Linked DNA regions of Homo sapiens: all the other regions are linked to region 2. The links are chromatin contacts, found by Hi-C or POLR2A ChIA-PET in ENCODE. All regions are on one chromosome and are shown on one strand. The core of a region is the stretch at or near the end of the contact, and the rest is flanking DNA. Distances in the headings are between cores, read along the strand shown. Region 1 holds the start of JMJD6 (jumonji domain containing 6, arginine demethylase and lysine hydroxylase). Region 2 holds the start of ACTG1 (actin gamma 1). Region 3 holds the start of TMC6 (transmembrane channel like 6).

Region 1 (2,700 bases), core at 31-2,530, 4.8 Mb after region 2:
GGGCATGGTGGCTCACTCCTGCAATCCCAGCACTTAGGCAGGCGGGAGGATCACTTGAATCCGGGAGTTGGAGGTTGCAGTGAGCTGTGATCGCGCCACTGCGCTCCAGCCTGGGCGCCAGAGCGAGACAGTGTCTCAAAAAAAAGAAAAGAAAAAGAATTATTATTGAGAGTTTTGTTGTAGCTGTGAGCTTAGAGGAAGAAGCGAGGTCCAACCCAAGAAACACTTTGGGCACCAAATAAAACTGGAAACCCTGATCCCAAAACTCACACAAAAGTGAGAGATAAGGATGAATCAAGAAACCCTTGGACAAGATCAAAAGAAGCATTAGAGGTCAGTCAAGAATGTCACTTTCCTGGCAGGAAAGATTCGATGTGGAGAAAGCCGGCCCGGCGCAGTGGCTCATGCCTGTAATCCTAGCACTTTGGGAGGCCGAGGCAGGAGGATCACTTAAGCTTACAGTTCGAGACCAGCCTGACCAACATAGTGACCAGGGTCACTTCTTGGCAGGGTCTCCAAAATTCTTACTGAGAGACATTTAATGCACCGAAGGGCTTCATATCCGACGTTTTTGCTCCGGGGGTCAACCTAAAGCAGGAAGCTGCGCAGCTGAGCGTCCGCACCCCCGGTCCCTCAGGAACCCAGCCAAGTCAGCCGACATCCGCTCCTGACCTCAGGCGCCTCCTGGCGGGTGCTGCTGCACGCACCTGCGGGACGTGGACCTCCAGGACAGCCCCGTCGGCCCCCGGACCCGGCTCCTCCGAGAATCGAAAGCGCTGGGCCCGGACCCCCTGTCCTCGGAAATCGTGCTCGCCCAGTAGGGCGTCGTTGGGCCCCGGGCGGGCGGGGGACCGCGGAAGGCTCCGGGCTGCCAGACTGCGCGAGCGGGAAGCCGCGGGCCACGTGGCCGTAGCACCTGACGGCAAGAAGGGGAAAGCCCAGATCTGGTGATAACCCTGCCGCGCTGCGAGCGAAGAAAGCCCGGAGCAAGGCGAAAGAGACTCACACGCGCAGAACTGGCAACGGGCGGCTGGCGCGACCGGAAGTGATGGGCACAGCGGCAGCGCGGGAGGGGAGGGGCGGGGCGGGGCGGGGCGGTGACGCAGCCGACGTGACCTTCCCAACATGGCGGAGGCCCGCCGTATGTGAAGGAGTACCCCAGGGGAGCCAAAGCCAATGGAAAACCGCGAGAGGCGTCGGGGCGGGGAAGACGGCGGCCGCTTGCCCAACCCGAGGCTCGGGAGGTGGCTGGGGAGTGAATTTTCTGGAAGGCGACTTTAAAGGCGCCGGGACTGAGCGAAGGGCGTTTGGGTACTGCCGTCGCCGCCGCCCAGGCCGGGGAGGGGTGCGTTAGTGTCAGGAAGCGGGCTGCGCCGAGGTCGTAGCGGAACCAGCTGGCGACCCCGCAGAATGAACCACAAGAGCAAGAAGCGCATCCGCGAGGCCAAGCGGAGTGCGCGGCCGGAGCTCAAGGACTCGCTGGATTGGACCCGGCACAACTACTACGAGAGCTTCTCGCTGAGCCCGGCGGCCGTGGCGGTGAGCGGGTCGGGCGGGGGTGGCCAGGCCGGGCATCGGCACCTCCAGCCGCTACGCACCTTTCTCTGGGCCCGAGGCTGCCCTCGCCCCGAGCGCCCGGGACCTCGTAGAGGCTCACCCGCACCCCGCGGAGTTTGGGGTCCCCGAGGCGCGGATTCCGGGGCGGGTCTGCTTCCTCCCGTGCTGTGGCCGCCCGTCTGCTCTGGCGGACGACGGGAGTCCCACGCCTGTGGCGCTCTCAACTAGAAGGCCCGTCGTCCCTGACTCCTTTGGGCGGCGGGTCCCCTAGGGGACCTGGCTGTCAAGGCTCATGGGGGGTGGCTCTAGGAACGACGTGGCCTCACGCACGCGCCCTGCCCCCACCCCGGAGGAGCCAGACGAGAGTCAACTTCCTTCGGTTTGTCATTACCAGTTGGCCTTGGGGACACCCTTATCTGCCACTGGACTTTTTTTTTTTTTTTAACTGGACAGGTCTTTTTTAATTCCCTCAGGATAACGTGGAAAGGGCAGATGCTTTACAGCTGTCTGTGGAAGAATTTGTGGAGCGGTATGAAAGACCTTACAAGCCCGTGGTTTTGTTGAATGCGCAAGAGGGCTGGTCTGCGCAGGAGAAATGGACTCTGGAGCGCCTAAAAAGGAAATATCGGAACCAGAAGTTCAAGTGTGGTGAGGATAACGATGGCTACTCAGTGAAGATGAAGATGAAATACTACATCGAGTACATGGAGAGCACTCGAGATGATAGTCCCCTTTACATCTTTGACAGCAGCTATGGTGAACACCCTAAAAGAAGGAAACTTTTGGAAGACTACAAGGTGCCAAAGTTTTTCACTGATGACCTTTTCCAGTATGCTGGGGAGAAGCGCAGGCCCCCTTACAGGTAAAGTATTCTGCAGCTAAGTGGTTAAAATCCTTTTCTTTTTTTTTTTTTTTTTTTTTTGAGACAGAGCGTCACTCTTGTAGCCCAGGCTGCAGTGCCGTGGTGCGATCTCGGCTCACAGCAACCTCCATCTCCCGAGTTCAAGCGCTTCTCCTGCCTCAGCCTCCTGTAACTGGGATTACAGGCATGCGCCACCACACCCAGCTAATTTTGTATTTTTAGTAGAGACGGGGTTTCACCATGTTGGTCAGGCTGGTCTCGAACTCCCGACTTCAGGTGAT
Region 2 (2,700 bases), core at 201-2,700:
CCCGGCTTCGCCACGGGAGGGAACATACCTGACAGCCTTGCCCGGGCCCCCGGAGATTCTGGGCCTGGGGGCGCTCAGCACCCCTGGGAGGCCTGGGGCACGGGGGCCTTAGGCACGGGTCTCGGCGTCCGGGCTGACTGCAGCCCGCAGGTGAGCTGGGCCGGCCGCCTTGCCCTGACTCGCTGTTGTCACTCCCAAACACGGGGTCGCGAGCTAACGTTGCAGGGCCCCGGACTCCGCGTGGGGACCCCGGCCCCGCCCCCCAGCCTGTCGAGTCAATCTGAACGCTCTGCGACCTCGGGCGAGTCCGTCCCCTCACTGCGCGGCCTCACTGCCACCCCTACGCGGCCGGCGCTCCAACCCTGAAAATTCCAGCAGCGCACAAGGAAACCGTAGTGCCGGGCGCCTCTCGGGGTGTAACCAAAGCACCGGCGCCGCTCCTGGCGAGGAGTGAGCGCCCTGGACAAGCCTGTGGCTAAACCCACGCCAGCCCTGATCGCTGCTCTTAACTAGCATCGTAAACAGAAGAGGGTATCCCCCCGACCGCCCGAAGCTGGGGAGCCGACCTTCAAAAAAGTCAGGGCTCCCATTGTCTACCTCAGTTTCCCTATAATGTCTACAGGTGACCAGAATGAAACAAAGGCCTCACTCCACACCACCTTCTCAGCACATAAGGGGGCGGGGTAGCCCCAACCCGGAGCGCGCGCCTGGGGACAATCAGGCCTGTGATTTGAGGGGCAGGGATGTGTCGGGTCGGGTAGAAAGGGGCCTCGGTCTTCAAACGAACGGAGATCCGGGGCAGGGCGCCCCGTGGAGGGACCTGCATGGTGGTGGCTGCGCTTGGGGACGGGCGGGCTGTTTCCTATGGTGACCGGGGCGAGGTGAGGGCTCCTGAGAGCTCCCCCGCGCCCAGGGACGCAGAGCGTCGCGGACCCCCGCCGCGCCCCTTCCTCAGCCCGGCACTGGCGCCCGAGATCCTCGTGGAGCCCGAGGGGAAAGATTGCAAGGGACGTCCCAGGGAGCAAAGCCCCGCAGCGTGGCCGGGGACTCGGGGACCCACCCCAGCTCCGGCGCGGCCCCGCCCCGGGTCAGGCAGTTTCGGGGCGCAGCAGGGCCCTCCCCACGGCGCGGCAGTCCCGGGGAGGGGCCAGGCCCGTCAGCCCTTCGGCCCTCCCGGCGACCCTCGGAGGGCGCCCCAACTCAGACCCGCCCGCCGGCCCGCGCAGGGTCGCGAGCGCGCGGGGGTGGCGCGGGCGGGGCCGTTGGGAGGCGGTGCGGGCTGGGGGCGGGGCGGGCCGGGGCCCCACGTGTCCCTGCCCGGCGGGCCAATGGGTGCCCGGCTTTCGGAAAGATCGCCATATATGGACATGTTCTGGGGCCGCGCGCGCCGCCGGGCCGCGCGGGCGCGCCGCTTCCGCTTAAATAACGGCGGGGGAGGCCGCGGTCGGTCTCAGTCGCCGCTGCCAGCTCTCGCACTCTGTTCTTCCGCCGCTCCGCCGTCGCGTTTCTCTGCCGGTGAGCGCCCCGCCCCGGGGCCTGAGCTGGACGTCGCAGGCCTGCGCCCCCCGACCCCGGCTGGCCCCGCTTCCAGCTGCCGAGGCCTCGTCGCGCCTTCCCCGGGAACAAAAGGCGGGGTGGGCCGGGTCAGGCGGACGGGGCTGGGGGGGCGCCGGGGGTCCAGGGCGGGGCCCGGCCGCAGTGCAGACTTCCGAGCCGTGGACGTTACGTAAAAGGCCCGGCCTTCGGTTCCAGGCGGTTGCGATCTTGGAGGCCACGGCCGCTGGGGTTGGGGCAGGGCCGAGGCTTCCCCGCGGGAGGGCATTAGGTGGCTGTGGGGAGGGGACCGTGTTACAGACGCGCCCGCCTGAGTCCATCCTTTTCCGGGCAGGTCGCAATGGAAGAAGAGATCGCCGCGCTGGTCATTGACAATGGCTCCGGCATGTGCAAAGCTGGTTTTGCTGGGGACGACGCTCCCCGAGCCGTGTTTCCTTCCATCGTCGGGCGCCCCAGACACCAGGTGAGTGGATGGCGCCGCGGGGCTCCTGGGTTCTGCGTTGCGGGGTGGGTTCGGTGTCGCCGGCGAGGCTGACGGGTCGTCCCCTGCAGGGCGTCATGGTGGGCATGGGCCAGAAGGACTCCTACGTGGGCGACGAGGCCCAGAGCAAGCGTGGCATCCTGACCCTGAAGTACCCCATTGAGCATGGCATCGTCACCAACTGGGACGACATGGAGAAGATCTGGCACCACACCTTCTACAACGAGCTGCGCGTGGCCCCGGAGGAGCACCCAGTGCTGCTGACCGAGGCCCCCCTGAACCCCAAGGCCAACAGAGAGAAGATGACTCAGGTGAGGCTCGGCCGACGCCCGTGCTCCTCCCGTCCTTTCCCCAGTCATTTTCTGCCCGGCTTGATTTCTGACATTTAAGTGTTTCTTTCGCTGTTCCAGGCTCTGTTCCTCTCCCGGCATTTCCTCCCTGAAGCCTCCAGGTTTCTCATTTGGTTTCTGCCTGCGTTCTTTTCTTTTCTCCACACATCACACTGGCATGCAGCATGTTGTGGCGTGTGAGCATGGGGTGGCCGTGGGTCTCTGTCCCTGACTAAGCCGCCCCTTGTCCCTTCTCAGATTATGTTTGAGACCTTCAACACCCCGGCCATGTACGTGGCCATCCAGGCCGTGCTGTCCCTCTACGCCTCTGGGCGC
Region 3 (2,700 bases), core at 53-2,552, 3.4 Mb after region 2:
CTACCTGCTATAGGGCCCAGTCATCTCAGGTCTGAATGTTCATAGCTTTTCTGCCTCTCTGCCCACCTCCTTCCTGGTTTCCAGAGTCCTTTCTGTGTGTCAGGCGCAAGCTATGTGCTGGTGCTGGGCACACAGTGGGCTGGGGTAGGAGGGGGCACAGAACCACAGATGTACATGTCAATAGGAAGTGGTAGGTGCTCCACCAGGGTTCAATCTGGGGAGGCTCCCCAGAGGAGGTGGCATTCATGCAAATTCAGTGTGGGTATGCAGGGAGGGGGAAGCAGTGGGAGGAGAGGCAGGGGCTGGGTCTCCATGCCAGGGTGCCACTTGCCAAGAACCAGCTTGGGGTAGCCATCTGAGGACCACACTGGCAGCTCCAAAAGGCCCCAGCCTTGACCCCTGCCTGGTCCTCGCTTTTGCTTGCCTGCTCTCCCCTGCAGCAGTGCCCTCTCCTGCCCTCCTGGGCCCCAGCTCACATTCACCCTGCCTGCTTCATGGCTTCTCCCCGCCAGGAATGACCCTCCCTTCCAAATGGGCTTGGGGTGGGGGGTACAATCTCAAAGGCAGTTTCCTCCATAGAGTTCCCAGGTGGACCACTAAGTCTCCTGCTTTGGCTGGGGGCACCCTAAAGGGTGATTAACTTCTCTCAGCCTCAGTTTCCTCATCTGTGAAATGGGAATATCAGTGCATACCTTCCTGGCTCATGGGGAATAACAGAAAACAGGGCAACGGGTACAGCACCTGGGGACAGTCACCTAAGTGTCAGCGTGTCCTCCTTTTCATCCCCTCCTCTCCACACAGCACACAGGAAGTGAGCCAGAACTCTTGCTAGATAAACAATGAACCCCGCCCAGGTGTCAGGAGTGGGAGATAACCAGGCTCCCCCCGCCGGGGTCGGGGAGAGTCAGCAGGAGGCTTGCGGGGGCGGCGGGGGGGGGGGCGCTGCCCAATCTGGAGTGAGATACTCTGTGTCCCTGGGGCTTTCGGCGGCATCTTACTTGGACGATCCCTAACCATGGGAAGCAGATGAGTCTGGAAATATTGCCCCTTTTTGGAACTTGGGGAAACTGAGCGTCAGAAAAATTGGGGACTTCAACCAGGGGCTGGAATGAATCCAGCCCAGCTCAGACCTCAGGAGGAGGGGTCGGAAGTTGGCAGGGGAGGAAGGCATAGTCGCCGCGGGGCGCCCGGAGGAGGGCGGGGGCGCCGCGGGCCGGGCCGGGTCACGTGATAGCCGAGGCCCGCCCCCCCCCCCCCCGCCCACGTGGGCCGGGAGGTGCGGCTACTCCCCCGGCCCCGGCAGACCTGCGACTGGCCCAGTCGCCCCTGGGGCCCTTTGCCACTCCCTTGGCAAGGAGAGCCGAGACCTCAGTTCCCGGCGGCTCTTGCGGGGCACAGGTGAGCCCTGGCTGCGCGCGCGGCCCCTCCTCCCCGGCGCCTCCCAGGTGAGCGGCCGCGATCCCGGTCCCGGGTCCCGCCAGCCCCAGCTGCTTCTCCTATGCGGGGACAGCGGCAATCCCCCCTGAATTCCTTTCGGCCTCTGGGGCCATTTGGCAGCCGAGTTCCCTCCCCGGGTGCTCCTGGAGCTCCCAGGGCTTGACCCTCCGGCTCGGACAGAGCTGGGAGCGGCAGGGGCGGGGAGGACAGTGCGGGGAGCAAAATCCGCAGCCCCCACCCAGGTCCCCCAGCCGAGCGCCAGGGCACGGGGAGGGGAGGGGAGGGGGTGTGGCCGGGATGGGAAGGGGCGGGGGACAGGGAGGCCGGCTGGACGGGTTCGGTGGCCCCAGAGTTGCAGCCGCTCTGGGCTCTGGGGCCAGGTTGCGGTTCTCCCTGGGTAGCGGCTGCTCCCGGGAAGCTCGCTGCCGGCTGGGGTGGGGGTTCCTGGAAACGGGCGCCACCCAGCCTCTCCCCACCTAGCTCAGGAATGGTGCGCCTGGAAACTCCGCTGGACTTGCCTGGGCCTCGGGGCGGAGTGCTGGGGCGCTGGGTGCCCGAGTCCCCGGGTTCCCTGAGCTTAGAAGGGCCTGTCTGGAGGAAGGGATTCCAGCTCTAGGGACTGGGTGGGGCGTCCTCAGCCCCTCTTTCGGCAGCTGTCCCGTGTTAGGCTGGGTGGGGCCGCCTCGGACCCAGCTCTGGGCTGGTTTTCCCACGTCTTTGCTCCTGCTGGAGGGAGGGGGTGGTGTGGGGCCTGGGCCCGAAGATGGCACCCAGGACACTGAGGGAGGGCGCCGTCCGGTCCTGTGACTGGCACCCCTGCAAGGAGCTGCTCTGTCGGGGCGCCCCCGGGCTTTGCCTGTCCGAGGAAAGCGCCCTTCAACCCGGCCGACTTTGAGCCCTGAGTTCCTGAGGGTGAGCGCAGGAGGAGTCCAGGGCAGAGGCCGGCAGGACTCGCTGGTGGCTGGGAGCTGAGTCCTGGCTCCACTCTCACAGATGAACGGGCCCCGAGCCCAGGGCCCCAGACAAGGCTGCTCTGGTTCCAGTTGTGCCGGGTGACGGCAGAGCCAGGACAAAGGAGGCCTGTTGAGGTCCTGGCCACCCCCAGCCGGCCGCCCTGGGATGATGGAATGCAGGGCAGTGGGTCTTCTGAGAACATGAGGACCTTGGCGCCCTGACGGCGGTGGCATGGAGTGACCTCTGTGTGTGGGGGAGGAGCCCCCTGTGCTGCTTCCGCCTGGGGCTGGTTGGGGGTGAGGGCTCCAG

What was found. A loop is a pair of places that touch in the nucleus more often than their neighbours do. ChIA-PET counts read pairs that join two places held with the same protein, here RNA polymerase II (POLR2A). Pooled maps may share reads with other maps.
Region 1: a loop to region 2 is called in a pooled map, with 8 times the contacts of the local background. The contact joins the promoter of JMJD6 here to the promoter of ACTG1 in region 2. A Hi-C loop is called at or near these places in 2 of 168 maps with a recorded cell type or tissue (B cell and naive thymus-derived CD4-positive, alpha-beta T cell) and 9 of 50 pooled maps. POLR2A ChIA-PET finds 5 or more read pairs at or near these places in 1 of 52 experiments (activated CD4-positive, alpha-beta T cell).
Region 3: a loop to region 2 is called in a map of CD8-positive, alpha-beta T cell, with 12 times the contacts of the local background. The contact joins the promoter of TMC6 here to the promoter of ACTG1 in region 2. A Hi-C loop is called at or near these places in 1 of 168 maps with a recorded cell type or tissue (CD8-positive, alpha-beta T cell), 1 of 37 single-sample maps with no recorded cell type and 5 of 50 pooled maps.

The regions. Positions count from the first base shown.
Region 1 is chr17:76,725,186-76,727,885 of GRCh38, reverse strand. It overlaps JMJD6 (jumonji domain containing 6, arginine demethylase and lysine hydroxylase), which reads left to right and starts at 1,280. Exons shown (of 6, transcript NM_015167.3): 1 at 1,280-1,539; 2 at 2,031-2,419. The coding sequence starts at 1,411. It overlaps METTL23 (methyltransferase 23, arginine), which reads right to left and starts at 1,047. Exons shown (of 5, transcript NM_001080510.5): 1 at 708-1,047. RefSeq lists enhancers at 1-147, 778-1,407 and silencers at 667-1,116, 1,227-1,356.
Region 2 is chr17:81,511,549-81,514,248 of GRCh38, reverse strand. It overlaps ACTG1 (actin gamma 1), which reads left to right and starts at 1,450. Exons shown (of 6, transcript NM_001614.5): 1 at 1,450-1,515; 2 at 1,889-2,017; 3 at 2,107-2,346; 4 at 2,623-2,700. The coding sequence starts at 1,895. RefSeq lists silencers at 25-214, 845-1,324, 1,525-1,694 and enhancers at 345-394, 425-704, 1,915-2,004.
Region 3 is chr17:78,127,357-78,130,056 of GRCh38, reverse strand. It overlaps TMC6 (transmembrane channel like 6), which reads left to right and starts at 1,302. Exons shown (of 20, transcript NM_001127198.5): 1 at 1,302-1,445. RefSeq lists a silencer at 1,209-1,738 and an enhancer at 2,419-2,668.